2 separate regions of the Homo sapiens genome follow, and region 1 is linked to region 2. A link is a loop called in an ENCODE intact Hi-C map of the cell type or tissue named here. Cell type or tissue: mammary epithelial cell. All regions are shown on one strand. Each heading gives the region's core, and the rest is flanking DNA. Links, peaks and the distances in the headings are about the cores only. Region 1 overlaps TSPAN5 (tetraspanin 5). Region 2 has its middle 6.5 kb from the start of STPG2.

Region 1 (10,490 bases), core at 1,211-9,210, 480 kb after region 2:
TTTATTTGGAAATAGAATCATTGCAGGTATACTTAATTAAGAGGTCGTTCAGGGTAGATCCTAATCCAGTATGACTGTGTCCTTATAAAAAGACAAAATTTGGACCACAGACACACACACAAGGAGACCACCATGTGAAAATGAAGACAGAGGTCAGGTGACAGGTTTATACACCACGGAATGACAAAGATGGCTGGCAAACCACTATAAGCTAGGGGAGAGCCACGGAGCTGATTCTCCCTACAACCATCAGTAGAAACCAACCCTGTGACACCTTCATCTCAGAGCTGCAGCCTCCAGAGTTGTGGGGCAATACATTTCTGTAGTTTATGCCACCCAGTTTCTAGAACTTCATTACAGCAACCCTAGGGAACCAATATGTCACTTTTTTTTTTTTTTTTTTTTTGAGACAGAGTCTCGCTCTGTCTCCCAGGCTGGAATGCAGTGGCGCGATCTCTGCTTACTGCAAGCTCTGCCCCCCAGGTTCATACCATCCTCCTGCCTCAGCCTCCCGAGTAGCTGGGACTACAGGCAACCGCCACCACGTCCGGCTAATTTTTTTGTATTTTTAGTAGAGACGGGGTTTCACCATGTTCACCAGGATGCTCTCGATCTCCTGACCTCGTGATCCGCCCGCCTCAGGCTCCCAAAGTGCTAGGATAACAGGCGTGAGCCACTGCGCCCGGCCAGATGTCACCATTTTAAAGTGCACAGTTCAGTGGCTTTTAGTAAATTCACAATATAGTGCAGCCAGCACCACTATCTGATTGTAGAACATTTTCATATCCCAAAAGGAGACCTCATTCCCACCCCCCCCGCAGCCCCTGGCAACCATTAATCTGCTTTCTGTCTCTATGATTTTTGCCTATTCTGTACGTTTCATATAAATAGAAACATACAATATGTGGCCTTTTGTGTACGGCTTGTCACTTAGCATAATGTTTTCCACGTTCATCCATGTTGTAGCATGTATCATTACTTCATTCCTTTCTATACCATTGTATGGGTATACCACAATTTGTTTACCCATTCATCAGGGACAATTATCTGAGCTGTTTCTACTTTGGGGCTATTATGAGTAATGCTGCTATTGAACATTATGCACACTTTCTTTTTTTGAGACAGAGTCTCACTGTGTTGCCCAGGCTGGAATGCAGTGGCACGATCTTGGCTCACTGCAACCTCTGCCTCCCAGGTTCAAATGATTCTCGTGCCTCAGCCTCACAAGTAGCTGGGATTACAGGTGCCCACTACTATGCCTGGCTAATTTCTGTATTTTTCATAGAGACAAATTAGCCTGTTGCCCAGACTGGTCTCGAACTCCTGGCCTCAAGTGATCCACCCGCCTCAGATCCCCAAAGTGCTGGGATTACAGGCATAAACCACTGCATCCAGCCTCATGCACACATTTTATTTGAACACCTGTTTTCAATTCTTTTGGAAATGTATACCTAGGGGTAAAACTGATGAGTCATATGGTAATTCTTTAACTTTTTTGGGGGTCCACCAAAACACTTTCCACAGTGGTTGCGCCATTTTCATTCCCATCAGCAATGTCTGAGGGTTCTCTGGAGGGCTTCAAGCAAATGAGATATTGAGTTGTGCTTAGAAAAAAAGTCATAGAAACCAGCATTCATGAGAGAACATGAGTTCAGTTTTGAACCGATGGGTCTGACATGACTTTTAAAACATTCAAGAGGACATGTCAGGTAGGACAGTCAGTCTGAGGCTTAAAAATGAGGTCAGTCAGCTCTGGAGTTAAACTTTGAGACTCAGCAGGTCATGGGCATGGAAGAGATTCCATGAGAGAAAGTGCAAAGTATAGAAAAGAGGGGCTTCTGAACTTTTAGGAGCTCTGAAAATGAGTGGTGGGACAGAAGAAAACGTGTCTGCAGGAAGGAGTGTGATAAGCAGAATTTAACAAAATTATAATATTGGTGGACTAAGAGGAAGGAGACTGAGCAAAGACAAAAGAGACTCATCATTTTGTAATAAGAAACAGATTTGTAAATGGTCTAAATTGTGACATTTTAACAAAAAAGGATAAACACCATTTTACTTCTTTCTACATTTTTCCTTTTTAAAATTCCTTTCCTTTTTTAGGGGAGGGGAGGGTAGTGGTGGTGGAAAGGAAAGGTTTTAATTCCCTTAGTCTTATGTGTAAGAGGTTAAACTACTTGACCTGTTATCAGAACTGGTGAATAAATGCTTTTCAGACTGGACATCAAACCTATCTAATTTAAAATAGACCTCCCCCAAGGGAACTGCATGAAAAGAATCTGGTCATGTACTTAACAAGTTTCTATTGTTTCATCAAAGGGTCTGAAAGCTGGAGAAGACAGTTGGATGCCACTTCAAAGTATCACTAAGAAATCAACAACGATTAAAGCAGGAGAATCATAATTCCTCCACACACCCTCCCTGCTGACAAGAAGGTATTTAATTAGAGTCCAATCAAAAGATGAGAATCCTATGAATAAACCTGTAATAATATCCTCTGTCCCACTTCAAAATTATAGCTTAAATTATTTTGTTCCTCAAAAGCCATAGTTCCAGAGATTATAAAACTCTCTTTACATATCAATCACGAGTGTAGCTAATCCTTTCAAGTCTACAATGCAAATAATTAAATTTTAACTTTGTAATCATGAGAACAAAGGACTCTTGGGATTAAATAAACATTGCCTTTAGAAGAGTATAGGAAACAGTTTTAGCTCAGGCCGGTGGCCTTTTTGAGATACAACCCATCCCTTACTCCTTTGGTGGCTTTCAACATTAATACAAAATTGGGAAATTTAAAATTCACTGTAATTCATTACAGTGAGTTACTTTATTTGAAAACAACACATGCACACATACATATATACAATTCCATGTTTCCTCTGTATTCACGTACTTTGAAAAGTTCAATTTTATCCATTTACAGAAGAGGTGTCCTCCCAGAGTAAGTTTGGATATTAGTTATTTAAGGTAAGCCTATGTCAGGTGGAAATATGATTGATGTTAGGACCCTATAAATACCTTCTTTTGCTTTATATGAAACTATGAAATTGGTTCTAATTATATTACCAAATTGAATCATATTGAAAAAAAGTAATAAAATCATTGCATTAGTCACAATCAGCCACATTTGCTGGTATTCAGGCCTGGTATTTGACATATATGTTATTCCAAAGCCTTACAAAAACCCAAATAGAAGTTATTACCATCCCTGTTTTACAGACAAAAGTTCAGGGGCAGAAGATCCAAATCTTACCTTTAGAAACACAGAATTGAAATACAAACCTTTAAAAAAAAAAACAAACCACAACGCTAGGACTGCCTCTACCACACTATGCCTTCATGGAACTGTTATGAGAGCTTTTAGAACATTATTGCCAAGTACAGACTAAGTGCAGCATAATGATGAGGAGATAAAGTCAAGAATGAAAGTAATGGTTTCCCAGAGGAAAAAAAAATACGTATTAACATAAGTAACATTTCATTACTAAGAGCTCCATAAGAAGTTACTTGATTTAATCTAGGTTGGGTTTTTCTGTGTTTTTTGTTTGTTTGTTTTGTAGAGGAGGTGTAAAATTTTAGATACGGAGTGATACTCTGTTGTAAAAGCAAGAGCAAAAATTTTACAAAACACTGCTTCCCCACAGTACATAAGAAAAAGTCTTCTCAATGTCCCTGTCCCTAGTTCAGAGAATCAGTATGACGATAGTACTTGGAGAACTATAAGAGCAGTAACTTACATTAATTAGTAGTTAATGGGGTAGAGCCACAAACATTAACTTATTCATTAATTCTCAACATACTTCCCTGAAGCAAGTCTGAGCTTCTCTTTGATAGAGGGAAAGAAAGTCAATGTTACATAAGTGATGGCAGCCTACTTCCAGGAAGTGATCATAAATACACAAGACTAACGCCACACTTAAGACTTTAGATTCCTCCTATACAGAGAGGCATTAATGAACGTATTTTTAGACACAACCAATCCCAAAAAAACCATCATTGAAAATTTGTAGGATTCCAAAAGGCAAAATACGATTTGAAAGCACTGAAACATAATAATGATAATAACAACAACAATAATAGGAAAGGGAGGAGGAGAAAAAGCTAATAATTGTTGAGTGCTTATAATACACCAGACAATTCTGTAAGAGCCCTATGGGCAGTAGTTATTTATGCCTAGTGTTCCATTACTGGAACGCTAAGCATGTGGGAGTTTTTTATACCCTTCTGCTCAAGGTGGTTGCCAAGGTCTGATTGCAAAAATTCAAAAAATTGCAACCTCAGACATAAATGGATTAACTCTCAATCCTTACAATGAGCTTGTGAAGCAGGTATTATTTCCCGCTTATAAGGAAATGAAGGTGATGTGAGTTGCCCAGTCACACTGATAGTTCCGAGCAGAATTTGGAGCCACTTTGGTTCCAAAGCCCATGAAACTGACCAAGATTTTACCCAGTTAATCAAGGTAAGACTTATTTTCATGTTCAACTCAAGATTACCCATGCAAGATTGACGTTACTTCACCAAAGAGAAAAAACAAAAGTCTGTTATGTTTTGCCCTTTACATATTTCCAGGGCCAGAGGGCCAAACCCCTTCCTTCCTGTGAACCTCTGGTGCAATGAAATGTCAAGCCAGATCTGGTCCACTCTAAAATACGACTCACTTGCTATTACTATCTTTAAATGGCTTCATCCGACCTACTCCCTGAAACCAATTTCCTCTTGAATACATTTAATTGCTTCTTTATGAATGAACCCTATTAGTAGCATTTATTCATTCCTTCTGAAAACCACGTTTAAAAGCAAGAAAATAGTATGTCAGAGTAGTATGTTTATTTCATCAAATACACATCTTCTCTTGGAAAAAAAAAAATCACTTTGCTTATTAGATCTTTCTGTGCCAGGTAAGTTTTAAGAGAAAATTTATACTACCACATATTTTTAAGTTGAGTACTATGTTTATGAGAAATAAAGCAATGAGTGGAAACACTTCATAACTAAGTATCTCTAAAGGATTTTCCATAAACCAATTATTCACTCATTCCTCACTTGTTACTATATTTATCAACATCAACATGTTGTTCAAGGACCATCCACATGAGAATCACCTGGGGCTGGCTGTTGACAACACAGGTGAGATCTAATGAATGCTGGTTTCCCAGTGAAGAAATCTGCATCACTCACGAACAGCCCAGGTACATGCTGGTTTCCCAGTGAAGAAATCTGCATCACTCACGAACAGCCCAGGTACATCTTATGTATTCTAAAGGTTGAAGACCACTGAGTCCCCTTTATGTGCTAATAGGACAAACAGATACACAAAGGGCTTATCATAACCTCCCATAATTGATCTTAAATTGATCTCTCTGCTTCTAACCTTGACCCCATCCCTACATACCTGCTTATTCCGTAAACAACAAAAGGATTTTTAAGGCATAAGTCAGATCATGTAACTTCTCTGCTCAAAATTCCCCCAGAGTTTCTCATCTCCCTCAGTGGCAACAAGCCTAGAATAATCTCCCTGCTCTGCCTTTCTGACTCATTTCCTACCACTCTCCTCTCCCCTCCTGCTTGGCTCCAGCCACCAGACCGCCTCCTCCTCACCCCTGGCCCACCTGGTGCAGCAGAACCTTCACCCCTACAGGCTCCCTCTGCCGGGACCGCTTTCCTGCAGCTAGCCCCACAGCCTGTTCCTTCCCTTCCTTGGGGTTCCTGCTCCACAATCACTAGTGTGGGAGGCCTTCCCTGGCCACTTTATCAAGAACCTGCCCATCCCTTTTCCTGCCTGATTCGATCCTCTTTAGCGTTTATCACTATCTAATGATCTAATGTACTTGCTGTTTTACTTATTTTTTCTTGTTGGTTATCTGTTACCCTCCACTAAAATGTAAGCTTCATGAGAGCAGGTTTTTTTTTTTTTTTTTTTTTTGGTCTGCTTTGTTCTTAAATGTATCCCATTTGGCACGTAATAGACATCAAAAAATATTTACTGGCTAAAAGGATGAATGAATATCATCAATGCTCCAAAAAAGGGTACTTGATTAATGAAGCATTGTAAGAGAGAGCAACCAGCTTGGGGTAGGGGGCAGAGCGCCTAGCTCTCCTCGTGGCAGGTAACACTAGTGGGGTTTTCAAGGAAGGACAGAAAACATCTCCTAAGAAAAGGAAGGACATTCTACACATCAGCTGGCCTGTAATTAAAAGTGTCAGTGTCATGAAAGATGAAGGAAGAATGAAGAATGCTTCTAGAATGAAGGAGACTGGAAAGATATGACAGCTGGGTATGAGTGATCCTGAACCGGATCCTTTTGCTATAAAGGACGTTACTGGGATAACTGGAGAAAACTGAAGGGATTTTATCAGTGAAGGTTTATAGGAGTTCTTATTTTAGTATTTTTGCCATTTTCCTGTAAGTGTGAAGTTGTTTCAAAAGGAAAAAAAAAACACAAAAGGAACCAGAATAACACGAGTAAATGCAATGCATCAAATGATCTGTGAATAAAATGCCCACTGAATAAAACAGGGAAAAACAACAACTATTTCTTCCAAATGTTCCTATTTCCCTTACTCCCCCATTCCTCCATGAAAAACTTTGGGCCTGTATCATCTTGGCTTAGAGTCAGCCAAATACGGTCATTCTTCTTTAAGTATAAATGCAAATAAACCCCCTGGATTTCAGTGGGAACACAGCATGCAGCAGAACATTTGTGTGTATAAACTCTGTAGTAAATGACATCTCTCTTCTCCCTACAGAGTAGAAGCTTGATCTCCATGAATTGCTGTAACTCAAAACATACTTTTTACACAAAAATAATGATGGGGTTGAAAATAGAAAAAGTAAATCTTTGGACTGGACTGCTGTTGTGAGCCAAAGAGAATGATTAAATATAAAACAAGAGGGAAAAAAACAACAGCACTAGGTTATAAAAGAACAGATTGACATAGATTTTTTGAAACTGGAAGTTACAGGCAACATGCCTAGAATTTAGATAACAGTATTAAGGACTGAACACTCATCCAAACATCTACAGCTCCCCTGACAGGTCAAATTCCATTACAACAAACACCAGTGCAATAATAATCTGAGTAATCCAAAGCATTCCTGGTTAACGACCTCCTTAACTCAAGCAGTATGCAATATCTAACACCATTCCCCATTTTAAACACAAAAGTACAAACGTAAATACAGCAAGTGATTGTTCACTGTACAAAAGGACTCATCAGAAGTCTCCATAATAAGGTATAAGGGTTTTTTTCAACATCTAGACTAGTGTTTGTGGGGCCATTTTTTAAATACAGAAAAAAAAATTAACTTACATGCAACTTTTGAAGGACATGTCTAGATACAGTGGACCCAAAATGTTAACAGCAACTGAAAGCAAGCACAAGTTTAACATGACAACAGGAGCATCTATAGATTGACTCATGTACCTCCCAAGTCCCCTACTTTCCTCTGTAATGTGGGGTACACCACACTGCCTGGTATTGGTTTAATTTGAATTTTCTTCCAAATTATTAAAGTTGACAAATTCTCATTTTTTAAATATGAAGTTCCAGCCTCTCCTGGAAAATGGTTAGATCTGGCAACACAGGTACAGATTCCTGGGTCAACCAACAGCTAATGGAAACCAGCTCCCTGATAGGCATGGCAGAAGCATTGCTGACCCCTTTACCACACTCCCCATCACTCCCTATTGCATTCCCAGCACCCTTAATGGCTTATTTTCTGCCTGGTCCTTCTAAGCATAGGAATCTGCAACACCAGCTTTTAAAACAACTAAAACAAACAAACAAAAATTACTACTCAACTTGCTGATATATCAAAACTGAGCTGTATCATACATTGTCCTATGATACATTGTACATTGCAGAGAGAAGGCATGCTAAGTTAATATTATGGATAAATTACTTTAAGATTTCTCTAAATGACATTCTCACAAGCATCCCTGGCAAAAGGCAACATCTATAATCTTTAACTGAAAACACTTTGCTTTGGAAATGGGAATGCTTTGAATGTACCTTAGCTTATCAAAGCATAAATTTACTTGTTTTTAAATGAGTTCAAAACTAGCCATCATAGTTATTTATGTATATGTTACTGCAATTAAATAAAAAGGAAAAAATGCTTATAAACACACACATATTATCCTGAAACAGAAACAATAAGCATAATTACTCTAAAGTGGCAAAGAATGGATAATTTGTCTATGAACTATTTCACAGTCTTTGAGTTGTACTGTGTATTACACATAACCAGAATATCTTCAGTCTCAAAAAGACTATTTCTGAGCACACAACCAAGATTGCAGGCAAGTCACACAACCCCTCTGTGCCTCGATGTCCTCATCAGAATAATGTGAAAAATAATAGTGCAGACATCTTAAAGGGTTACTGGGAGGATTAAATGAGCTGATACATACAAACAGCACTTATAACACTGCCTACCACTATTGCCCAACCTTGTATCAATCGACACACTAGCCTAAAATGCTGATAAATTACGTTCTCCTAATGCAAACATTCTCATCTCTGCTCTGGTTTGCAGAATGAAGCAGTCTCCTGGTCTTTTATCCAAAGCACACTCCAGTATTATTAATTTAAGTTGCTGCTAAATCTCAAAAGTCATTAATAAAATGTAGTGATTTCTCAAATGGTTTATGGTCAGCCACTCTAAGAGGTACTTAATAGAAAAGAATTAGCTCAAAGCTGGTATCCAGATGATTTATCAAAACAACTATCAGGTTTAAAGAAAATCCCCAGGGCAGTAAAAACCCAGCATTCAAAAAACACCAATGAAGAAAAAGACTGTTGCTATTCACAAAGGTACAGACTGTTAGTGAGTGAATAAATGGAAGAATAAATGAATGAAGATCAAATGGGTTATTTGCTGCTGACCACAAACTTATGCTTCCCTTTCAAAAAAAAGTATTTTTAATCAGATCCTCTGCTTATATTTGTGTCATTGTTAAACTGTCTTGTCATACTTACATAACCAGGTAATAATAATCTATGAAAATACTCGACTAACCAACCCAAACGCTTTCCCTAAATCTTAACATATGCACTGACTGCATTTGGTGTGGTCAGAGATGGGCCCTGTCCTGAATTCACGCTCGAGTTGGGGAACAAAACTAACCAACAAGGATTAAGTGGTAACCTCTGAGTATCTACTAAACAGCATCAGAGTTCCTGGAGGGTTATGCCCAGGGTAGGCTGCAAGGGTGCTCAAAGTGAACAAGAACAGGACAAAGGCAAAGCAGAGGAGGCACCAAACGAAAAGCACTGCAGCTGTTCCAGCCATGAGGCCTGATGGAGAAAACAACATGGCACATGTTCTGCTCAGCAAATCCCTACCCGCCTCCAATACATACAGCAGCACCACCTCCTCTAAAACATTCCCTCATTACCTGATCTTTAGACTTATACACCACTTCTCGTTTATGTGTGTATTTATTTATATGTTTTTCCTCCATTGGACTGAGAGCTCTCAAAGCACAAGAATCACCTTAATCCATCTTGTATTGTCATCCGAGGCACGCATATTCCCTAAACATCCCTGGATTGAATGAAGATGACTTAGCAAAGGGAGGGATTCTCTCAACCCGGGAGACTGTGCACATAACTAGAAAGGGAGGGGCCCACGGAATCCAACGCCAAGCTTCCTGTGCATTGGTGCTACCCAGGAGAAAGGAGTGCCCCTGTCCTCAAGAAACTTAAGTCCACTTAGATCACAAAAAGTTCTCTGAGAAAGTATGTGAAGGGCTCTATTTAGACAGCTATTTATTACTCTGAATTTGAAGCCCTCCTCCCCTTGAAGTAAGGCCTACTGGCTTAAGGGCCCTGCAGAGCTAAAGATGTGAGGATAACTTGCCACTGGTGCTTAGCACAAATAGCGAATGAGAGTTCACTGGGAAGTACAAACGAAGGGAATCAACTTACTCATAAATCTCAACACCCTTTCTTTTGCTCACTGGCTGAGAAACTGCCATCTGGAAGGCTCAGCAGATAGATGAAAGGCATTATCACAGTTCTACTGGAATATTTCTGCTTGGCAAAGAACACAAGATGCCAGAACTTGAAAAAAATCATGTAATTCTGATGACCTCATTTCACCTTTCTTTTCAGCCAATCCAAATTCAGCCTGTTGTAGATATTTAACAATTAGAGAAACCTTGCAATTACTTTGCTGAATCGCTCGACTGGCAAAACGTCCACAAGGCCTGCGCATCTCCTACATTCTAATGCTCTGGTAGCTCTGAGACCCACGGCAAGCAAGGAGAGCACCCCCTACAGACAACATTCACACTGAGAAGTGGCAAGAAAGTGAGGAAGACAATTCCAGGTCCCTGAGTCCACCACCAGACTCTCATCAAGTTCACCCCAATATCTGGGAAGCATATAGCCTTCACTGCACATGTTCCATCCCTGACTCCGGGTGGGTGCACCTGTACCTGTGAAACAAACACACCCACACACAGGCAAACATAGCA
Region 2 (10,490 bases), core at 1,380-9,379:
ATTGCAATATTTTGGAAACATCTCACCAACTTCGATTCTCCCTGCATTCTGTCAGAAACCCTCATAATTCTCTCAATGTTGTTTTAACCTTATTTTCCAAGCTGCCACCTATACCCATTCAGAAGATCTAGATATTTACTATGACATATTAGAAAGAGTCACAGAGATGAAAGAGAAAAATTCATGTGCTGTGTATGATAATCCAGTGGTGCTTGTAAATTTGCCCGCTATGTCCTTAAGGACATCATTTGACCTTGATGATCCAAACAAGGATATCAACCCAAACTGCATACTCAGGTCTAGGCCATGGTTGCCGTAAGCATTGATGCAGAATTTCAAGCCCTGTCTGGCCATTCTGTCTGCAGTAGTCTACATTACTCTTTGCTTGAATATACATATTTTTGGAGATTGGAAATGGAAATGGTAAAGCTGGCTTTATATGCTTTCTGTCTGATTTGATTTTCAGCCATTGAATGTAACCTAATTTAGACAAAGGGAGTTCTTCATAGCACCCTTCCTAGCTCATTTGCAGACCTCTATGGGAGAGTTTCTGAGTACCAGCTAGGAAAACACTGTTTATTTACCTTGCCTGCCTCCTGAGTGAATGCTTTTTCCTCAAGGACTTCACAGAGATGGGTAGCTGATCAATGGCAGGACCCCAGTGTTTGTGGGTCTTCTGGCCAGATCCTACCTAAATATTACACACTGAAGTGCAACCTATATACTCTTCATAATTTGGTAATTGGTCTCTCAAAATTCTGCATTCTTAACAAAAAAAAATCTTTCTTTTAAAAGTTTCTATGAGGCCAGGTGCAGTGGTTCACACCTGTAATCCTTAATCCTAGCACTTTGGGGGGCCCAGGCAGGAGGATTGCTTGAGGCCAGAAGTTCAAGACCAGCCTGGGCAACATAGGGAGATTCCACCTGCACACACACAAAAATTTTTTTTTAATTAAAAATTAGCCAAGTAGGAATTTGAGATTACAGCAAGCTATGATGGTACCACCGCACTCCAGCCTGGAAGACAAAGCAAGACCCTGTCTTAAAAGAAAATTGTTTATGAGAACACTTGGACACAGGAGGGGGAACATCACACACCGGGGCCTGTCGTGGGGTGGGGGAAGGGGGGAGGGATAGCATTAGGAGATATACCTAAAGTAAATGACGAGTTAATGGGTGCAGCACACCAATATGGCACATGTATACATATGTAACAAACCTGCACGTTGTGCACATGTACCCTAGAACTTAAAGTATAATTAAAAAAAAAAAGAAAATTGTTTGAATTTCCTTTTCAAACAATTCAAATAGTATGAAAATTTCTATTTCCTTGATGACTGTGGCTACTCTCTATATTTCCCAGCTATTATTTCCTCCTTATGGTTCAGTAATGAGAATGGTACACAGTATTTCAAGATTGGAAAATATTTTTTAATGAGAAAAATAAATCTTTTTCATTATCTCTCATTGTAAATATTTCTTCAATAGTCTGGAATTAGTATACTAAAAAAAATATGTTAACACAGAATTATAATTACATATAAATATGAAATAATTTGGTTCAGCATTTCTCAATTCCTCCAAAAGTTTTAATGCTAATTAACCACACTATGTAAACATTTTACTGTATTAGTAATTCCATAGATGGAATTTTTGTTTGAGCTAAGATTTATTGGAGTTCAAAATTTAGGTTCTTTCCATTTCTCCCTGCTGGCTTATACCAGAATAAACTTCAAAATGAAGCTTGAACAAGAATAAGGTCCAAGAAATTAAACTGATTCAATACTGAATATGTTGGCTGCAGTGAAGAAGAGAAAAAGCATATTGGGTAAAAACTAAAGAAATCCAAATAAAGTATGGAGTTTAGTTAATAATGTATTAATATTGTTTCATTGTTTCTTCCTATTTGCTAATTCCATCTACACATACACAAAAAAAAATTTTTTTTGAAGACAGGGTCTTGCTTTGTCTTTCAGGCTGGAATACCATGGTACCATTATAGTTCACTGTAATCTCAAACTCCTGCCTGCTATAGGAGCAAATAGCAGAAACTCTCTATGGGTTATAGATTGAGTTTCTCTCTGTACTTTATAATTTTTCTAAAAATCTAAAACTTTTCTGAAATAAAATTTTACCTAAAAAACAGGCATGAATACCAGATGAAAATTACAACTAAGTCTTACATAACTTAAAAAAGAGATAATTCCAATGTTATTTAAAATATTCCATATTGTAAAGAATTCCTTCCATTTTATTCATGAATGTATATAACTTTAATACTAAAACATGTTCAAGAATCCACCAAAAAAGAATAATACAATCAATCTCTACCATAAATGTGTATCTAACAAATAAAATGAAACATTAGCAACCAGAATCTAGCAATGCTTTTGTATGATAATATATTAAGACCAAATAAGTAAATTCTCTAATTGCCTGGATAATTCAGTTTTAGAAAACCACTACATAATCTTCTACATTAATAAATTATCAAAGAAAATAATATATGTTCATATCAATAGATGAAGAAAGGACAGTTGAGTGATCCTCCTACCTAGGCCTCCCAAAGTGAAAAAAAAAAAAAGGAAAAGCATTTGATAAAATTAAAGAGCTATTTGTAATGATAATTCTACATTTAATGGAATTTGAGGAATACTATTTTAATATAATAAAAAATACCTTAAAAATTAAAATCAATAAAGTATTATCCCAACCAGCAAATACTAAAACTATTTCAATTAAAATAAAAAATAAATAGAAATGCCTCTATCATTATTACTATTATCTAGTAATGGTGTATCATGCTTGCTTCGACAGTACATATACTAAAATAGTGGTGTGTCCATTGAATACAACAAAATTAAGTAAAATAACTGGTATTAGTTGGAAAGAAAGATATAAAAATATCTCTTTTTGCCTATGATGTAATTGGATGCCAAAACAGTACAGGAAAATGTAATAAATTACCCTAAGATTATAAAAGAATTAAGTGCAGTGACCATATTAAAGTTAAATATATAAAAAACAGTAGTTTTTATCTATCCTAACAATTACCTAAAAAGGAAATTGGAAAAAAATCTCATTTTCAATAAAGACAAAAATAATGACAGAATTATGCAAAGGAAAGGCATAGAATCTAAACAAAGAAGATAGGAACAAATGGAAAGATATCAAAGTTAAATAGGAAAACAATATTAAAATATCAGTTCTCCCAAAACTAATATATAATTCCAATTAGAATCCCTCTGATTTTTTGATATAATAATGTGGGGGAATAGAGAGTATGAAAAAAAGAATAGTGAAGAATAACTCTGATTTCCATGAATCAGAAGATACAGTGGCTATAAAGCCATTATAATCAAATCAATGTGGCATTGGCATAGAAAAAGACAAATAGATCAGGAGAACTAAAGAAAGAATCCGGAAATGTTTTCTAGTGTATGTATGTTAATTTGCTCGTGTGTGAGTCTGTGTGGTGTGTGTTTATCTTCCAATAAAACTTTATGGGCACTGAAATTTGAATTTCATATGATTTCACATGTCATGAAATATTATTCTTTAAAAAAATCTTTTCAACCACCTAAGAATGTAAAAAACATTTTTGTAATGGTATGAGAATAAGGAAAACAATAAAAAATGCAGTACTTTCTTTTTAAAAATATGAATGGAATGGTAAGGCATTTTACTTTTCTTTCTAAGAACGTCGAATGAATAATAAATAAAAAGTCTTTTTAAAGTATGATGTGTGCTTTTAGAAACTGAAAATGGATGAATTTGGCACTTCTCATTCTTTTAATTCAGGATGTTAAAAATGGAAACTCTATATTGAGGTTCAAATCTCATGTAGCTCAACTTATAAATTGTTGACAACAAAGTTTAAGAATATATTTACATGGCATTTGTAAAAAGCTACTGTCTTGCATAATGGTCCCAAAGGAGTTTATTATAGTTTTAGGAGATTCTCAATTGTTGGGATTCTGTCTCAGCATGGTACAGTGTTTCACTAAATATAGGTAGCTATATTTTTCTATTATATATACAAACCGTATTAAATTGATTTGTAGTTCTCATTGATTTAGAGGCTAAGGATAGCCTGACTTCAGGCTAAGTACTTTAAAAATAATTACCTTGAATAATATTCAGCCTTAAAAAGGAAGGAAATCCTGTCACATGATACAGCATGCATAAACCTTGAGGACACTACACTAAGTGAAATAAGCTAGTCACCAAAAGACAAATACTGTGTAATTCCACTTATATGAAGTATCTAAAGTAGTCAAGTTCATAGAAACATAAAGTAGAATTGTGGTTGCCAGAGGACAGGGTGTGTGGGGGAGGAAATGAGGAGCTGTTTGAGGAGTATAGAGTTTCAGTTTTATGAGATGAAAAAATTCTGGAGATCCATTGCACAACAATGTAAATGTGCATAACCTTAGACACCTGCACATTTTAAAATGGTAAATTTTATGTTATATGTTTTTTGTCACAATTAAAAATAAAAAAAATTACCTTAAGTTACATGAGTGCTTGTAAAATCTCTGATGTTTGATAAAGCATACTTTATTTTCACAGTTGTAATATAAAGGATTTGTTGACAACATGTTTTTTCCAGGGTAATGGAAAATTCTATTGAAGCCCAGTAAATAACAAGTATTTATTAATTGCCTACTATGAACAAGACATTGAGAGTTATGCATAACATTTCTATAGAAATGTAGATATGTATATATAGTTGTTGGCACAAGTCCCAAAAACATAAATTAAATGACAATTCAAGAGACAAAAACTGTCAAGAACATAATAGAAGTCACAGCACAGTATATGATTAATAGTTAAGTGAAGGTTACTAGATAAATCTTTAGCCTAATTTAACAGGTGTAATAACTAATATAAGTGATGTGCATATGTCCTACATATATGGGTAGGTAGCTGCAGAAATGTTTCCTAACATATTTGTAGTAGAAAAGAATTGATATTCATTACACATCATTAGGTTTCTGCACAACTCTTCTATATATGGTACTCAAATTTACCCTTATTAGCTCCCACCCCCACCTTTTTTTTTTTAATATATAAAGGTTAGGTCTCAAAAGTAATCAGGTAATTTCAAATTCATGCAAACAAACCTTGGAATATGTAAGTGCAAAGCATTCTACCAATTAGTGTCAGCTACCAATATACTAAAATAAAATGTTTTTTCTCTACCTTCTCTCTCACATTCCCCCTATTTATCATAATGCAACCTTTAACTTCTCTTTTCCTGCTCTTATCAAAACACACACACAACCCTGATTCTCCCAGTTCTCATAGTAGGGTCTGGGGTAACAATACAGCAGACAGGGGAAAGGCAAGGAAGGGAAGAAAAGGCTTCAGCCATCAAGGGATCCTTCCTCCCTTCCAGTGGATCTTTCCTCCCTTCCAATAAGAATCTCATAATCTAGTAGTCTTCAGCCTCCTTACAACTCTTCTCAGTCCCCTCCTCACTAGTACACTCCTCAGAGAATGTTATACTAGATGAAGCAAACAAATCTTAGGAAATGCTTGGAATGACCACACTAATTCCTAGGGATTAGCTAGAATATTTTCCTGTGCCTGAAATACACTCTTCCAGTAACATGTGTCCTAATTTTGTTTTTATTTTTGTAATCATATTTCTTATCTGTAATATTAGGGGATAGACAAATAGATGTCTAGACTTATTTTAATTTTCAAACTTTGAGATTCTAGAACTGAAAAATAAATCTTAAAAAAAAAAGGTTTTTTTATTTTTAGTAAAGGGCACTAGATGGCACAATTCCACCAATTTATGCTAATAAAATCACTCATCCTTTTATTCACATATAAAATAATTTAACTTTACAGTTACACTTAAATAATTTGACAGAAAACCTATATAACAAAGGTAAAAGTTCTTGAAAATATAATATTTCTAATATACCACATTTTATATCCTTATTCATTAACAGAATAACCAGAATCCCAACCCTGCATGAATAATTTGTTACCCAAAGTAAATAGGTATCTCTCTATAATAAAATGCAGCAAAAACTTACAGATATTGAACATTAATTTGTATCAAATGTACATTTTATAGTATTACTGATAATATAATAAAACTCTATCCAACAATAAAGTGAACTGGTGGTTCCATTGACTACAAATGCTTAAAATAAGGTACTAGAAAGACTAAACGCTCACAAGTCTGATTTATTTTTACTAACTGCTTGCCTTAGACCTTAGTTTCCTCAAGCCTAAAAATGAAAAAGTTGATCTAGAAACAATCAGAAATGATTAAGGTCTACTTGATTTAGCATTCAGTCGACCTCTTATTCCTTTAAAGTACCATATTTACCACAAAAGTCCCAGATCTGTCCAGTGTTTTTACTATCACTTCATTCCCTGGGATTATTTATAGTTCAGAAAACTTATCAGTCCTTAAGCTACATTTTGACATATAAGACACAGCACATCAGCCAAACAAACAGAATGTACACTGCACTTGGACCATCTTCCAACTGTGGCTTAGGCTCTTGGAGTAGTCCTACCTTGCCATTAGATGGCAAACACTCCTGCTAGGTGGTGCAATCAACAGCGGTAGAAAGAGGTTCTAAGAGAGAAATGCCCCTACTTAGATATTCTTGCCTGATGAAAAACTCTTCTCTTAGGAGGAAAGTCATCATCTTGGGCAAAAGTAACAGCTTCTAGAAGTTCACATGTAAAGAGGAAGTAGAGAAAATGACATCTACCTTGCTAAATACACTGTCGCAAGTTATTCTACATATTAATGGAGGGACATGGTATACAGCTAGATTTCTTTTACATTGCAACAAACTAGACAGAGCAGGGTGGTGGATGTGGAGGGGAGGGGGAATGAAAAGAAGTTACAATTCCTACAGAGGAACTCTTAAAGAAGTACCGGAGACTGTTGAAGGTTGTGTCTGTAAATGGTTTCTCAATGGTAATACTAAGTGGGCAGCGGTTTCTTACAGGAAGTTGTTCCCAGGTACCTAAGGCAGCTTATCTATAACAGCTGGACTAATATTCTCTCTATATCTGCCATAATCCTATTAAATGTTTTACAGAAAGACTTGTAAGAAACCCAAATTATAGCCATAATGCTGCTGTTATCTATAAGCTCAACAAGTTAATCAGCTCTCTCTCCCTCTTTTTTTTTTTTTTTTTTTTTTTTTGAGACGGAGTCTTGCTTTGTCGCCCAGGCTGGAGTGCAGTGGCATGACCTCTGCTCACTGCAACCTCCACCTCCCTGGTTCAAGCGATTCTCCTGCCTCAGCCTCCCGAGTAACTGGGACTACAGGCACCCGCCACCATGCCCGCCTAATTTTTTGTATTTTTAGTACGGGGTTTCATCGTTTTAGCCAGGATGGTCTCAATCTCCTGACCTCATGATCCGCCTGCCTCGGCCTCCCAAAGTGCTGAGATTACAGGCATGAGCCACCGTGCACGGCCAGCTCTCTCTTTTTAAGATAATTTACCATGATAGGATGGAGAGAATTTTTTGTTTTTGAATACTAAAACTGTACTTACACAGCCTCTTTTTTGTCTCTCCTAAAATAATTTTTAACCAGTATTCTAACCACCATGTATTAAACATCATGAAAAATAATGAGGAAAAGAGTACTATCCAGATGATAGTATTTGTAAAAATAAAATATCAATATATGGTATAGAGAATATATGAACCCATTCAACACTTTTAAGAGAAGCATTATAATGTGGTTATATAATGGACATTGCGGTTTATTCCCCAACATTTCCATTCCATCCCAGAAGACTATGTGAGCAAATTATGGTAATTCATTCCCTTTGTCATTGATTAGTTCAGAAAAGGACATAGGACCCAACTGTGGCTGTGGTAGGCATCACTCTAAAATGGCTCCCCAGAGATTTCCCATTCAAATTCCTAAAAACTACAGATATAATGAGATGGCACTCTCATGACTAAGTTATGTTATAAGGCACAGCTTACCTAAAAATAGGGAGATTATCCAGGTGGGCCACATCTAATTACATAAGCACTAAAAGCAGAGAGGTTCTTCAGCTGATGGCAGAATGGAAAGTCAGAGAGAGTTGAAGCATGAGAAGGATTCAAGGGAACCACCTGATGAGGGATGCAGAGAGCCACAAGGGGCTGAGAGGAATCCCCAACTGATAGCCCACGAGGAAACAAGGACAAAATCCTACAACCACAGAGAACAGGATTTTGTCAATGAACTTAGTGAGCTTGGAAGTAGATTCTTCCTCAAATCCTCCCAGCCCAGCCCATCCTCCACTTTGGATTGGGCATTGTAAGGCACTAAATAGAGAACCCAATTGTGCCCCCCAGGACTCTGACCTACAGAACTGCGAGATAATAAATAAGTGTGGTTTGGTGCTACAAAATGTGTGGTAATTTGTTATGACAGCAGTAGAAAGCTAACACAGTAGCCAAAGAGCTGTAAAATAGAGACTTCTAGGAGTTCTAGGGAAATTTTACTTATTTCTAAGTAAATATTTCTAGGTATTTATTTTACTTATTTCTAAGAAGGAGCCGCAGAACAAAATGTTGTCTCTTCTTTCTCTAGATATTGCATTGTCTAGACCTAATGGCTAGAGCTGACTTGTCGATGTAGAGGATTATGTTGACAGAATTTCTGAAAACTAGATCACCCTACAATCACAGAATAAACCTTATGTGGCAATAATGTATAGGACGTAGGCAGAATAGAAATTGGGCAACTTTAGATCCTCATGCCATTGAAGAGGTTAACCTTGGAGCTGCTAATATGTGAGATAATAAATTTCTTTATTGTCTACATGAGTTTGAGTCAGGGTTTCTATTACTTACAGACAAAATATTTTAACTGATGGGCTTGTTGACATAAAACTAGTCAAATTATATCTAGAAACACAGTTTTAGGTGAAAGAACACTGGGCATAGAAACAAGACACAAGATAACACCATGGTCTGGTGGTCTGGTTGCTTATTACCTGTATAACCGTGGGCAGGTTACCTAGTCTCACTGATCCTGTATTTCCTCAGGTAAAAAGCAGAAGTACTAATACCCAATTCACTGGGTTATTGTGAGAATTATCTATGATACAAAATATGAAGTTATGTAGCATAGCATCTGAAATACCATAATTATTCAATAAAGGGTCTTTGTCCTAAAATAATATGTAAAGCAAAAGAGAAAAATTTGTTCAGGAAGAAAAAAGTTAATCAAGAAAAATGACAAGTTTTTTTAAAAGGTTTTTTTCTTAAAGGTATGGTAAAGGATAAATGCATAGAATGTTAAATATGAAAGCCAAGTATTCTAATTTTATTGTTTTATTGTCTGGTATGATTTATTATTGAAGTATACAAAACTTTCAGAAAGAGACAATTTTAAAAGATTATATGTTTGCTATGTTACAAACCAAATACTAATGTTAAAGGAAAGATAAAAGATTGTCTTAAAGTCATAAATACGGTTTGCAACCAAAGCAATTAATGTAACCAACTTACATTGACTATTTTGTTCCATCATGTCATCTGATTGATTTAAATTTTAAAGTATTCACTAGTTTTTATGAGATTAAAAGAGATATCTCAAATTAAAAATAACCAGTTATGAAGCACCTGTATGGTTTAAGAACTGAGTCACCAGATGTCTATATTAGTTTGCTAGGGTTGCTGTAACAAAGTAACCACAACCTGGGCAGCTTAAGCAACAGAATTTATTGTTTCACAGTTCTGGAGGATAGAAGTCCAAAATTAAGATATCAGCAGGACTGGTTCCTTCTGAGGGCTGTGAGGGAATAATTTCCAGGCCTCTGTCCTTGACTGGCAGATGATCCTCTTTTCCCTATGGTTCTTCACATCATCTTCCCTCTATGCACACCCATGTCTAAATTTCCTCTTCTTATAAGTACCCCAATCATATTGGATTAGGGACCACTCTGAATGCCTTATTTTAACTTCAGTACCTCTGTAAAACCCCTCTCTAAGTAAGGTCACATTGTGAGGTACCGGGAGTTAGGACTTCAACATATAAATTTGGGAGGACACAATTCAACACATAAACACTATCTGAAACACATTCTCTGCCCTCAAGGAGCTTTCAGCCTAATGTGTGATATATACATTTATTCTCTATCTTCTATTTATTCAACTTTGAATTTAAAGAAAAAACACTAAGTTGCTTTTGTAATGATGATAATATGAAGTATTCAAATTGCATGAATTGTAGTTTCAGTTGTGTTTCGTATAATACCAAGTTGGTACTTTCTAAAAATAATTATCTTAAATATATGTCTCAATATTTGCTTGAATTCAATTATTGTTTCCTTCATATTGGGGAATTGATTTAAATCTGATATATCCAGCTGTAGTTATATATTTATTTAATTTCTCACACATGTATCTAATTTTCTTCCCTTTTAAATCTGCATATCTAATTAAATTGAACAAATTCAATAAAGATTATAAGGAAGATATCTCTGTAATGACA

The links. Hi-C counts contacts between places; a loop is a spot of excess contacts. Peaks named below come from ENCODE experiments on the same cell type or tissue, not always from the same donor. Only the 100,000 strongest peaks of a DNase experiment are listed, where the experiment ranks them.
Region 1: it touches region 2 in a loop (5-fold over the local background); 2 of 110 quality-filtered maps call a loop at or near these places.

The regions. Positions count from the first base shown.
Region 1 is chr4:98,620,980-98,631,469 of GRCh38, forward strand. The region is part of intron 1 of TSPAN5 (tetraspanin 5); the gene reads right to left. Among named protein-coding and RNA genes, the nearest start is that of TSPAN5, 32 kb to the right of the region's middle. In mammary epithelial cell, for the core only: a CTCF peak has its summit at 5,634 (motif pointing left); DNase peaks (open chromatin) are centred at 5,102 and 5,502; H3K4me3 peaks cover 305 bases; H3K27ac peaks cover 2,675 bases.
Region 2 is chr4:98,144,769-98,155,258 of GRCh38, forward strand. No RefSeq gene overlaps it. Among named protein-coding and RNA genes, the nearest start is that of STPG2, 6.5 kb to the left of the region's middle. In mammary epithelial cell, for the core only: a CTCF peak has its summit at 5,804 (motif pointing right); no DNase peak of the experiment used is centred there.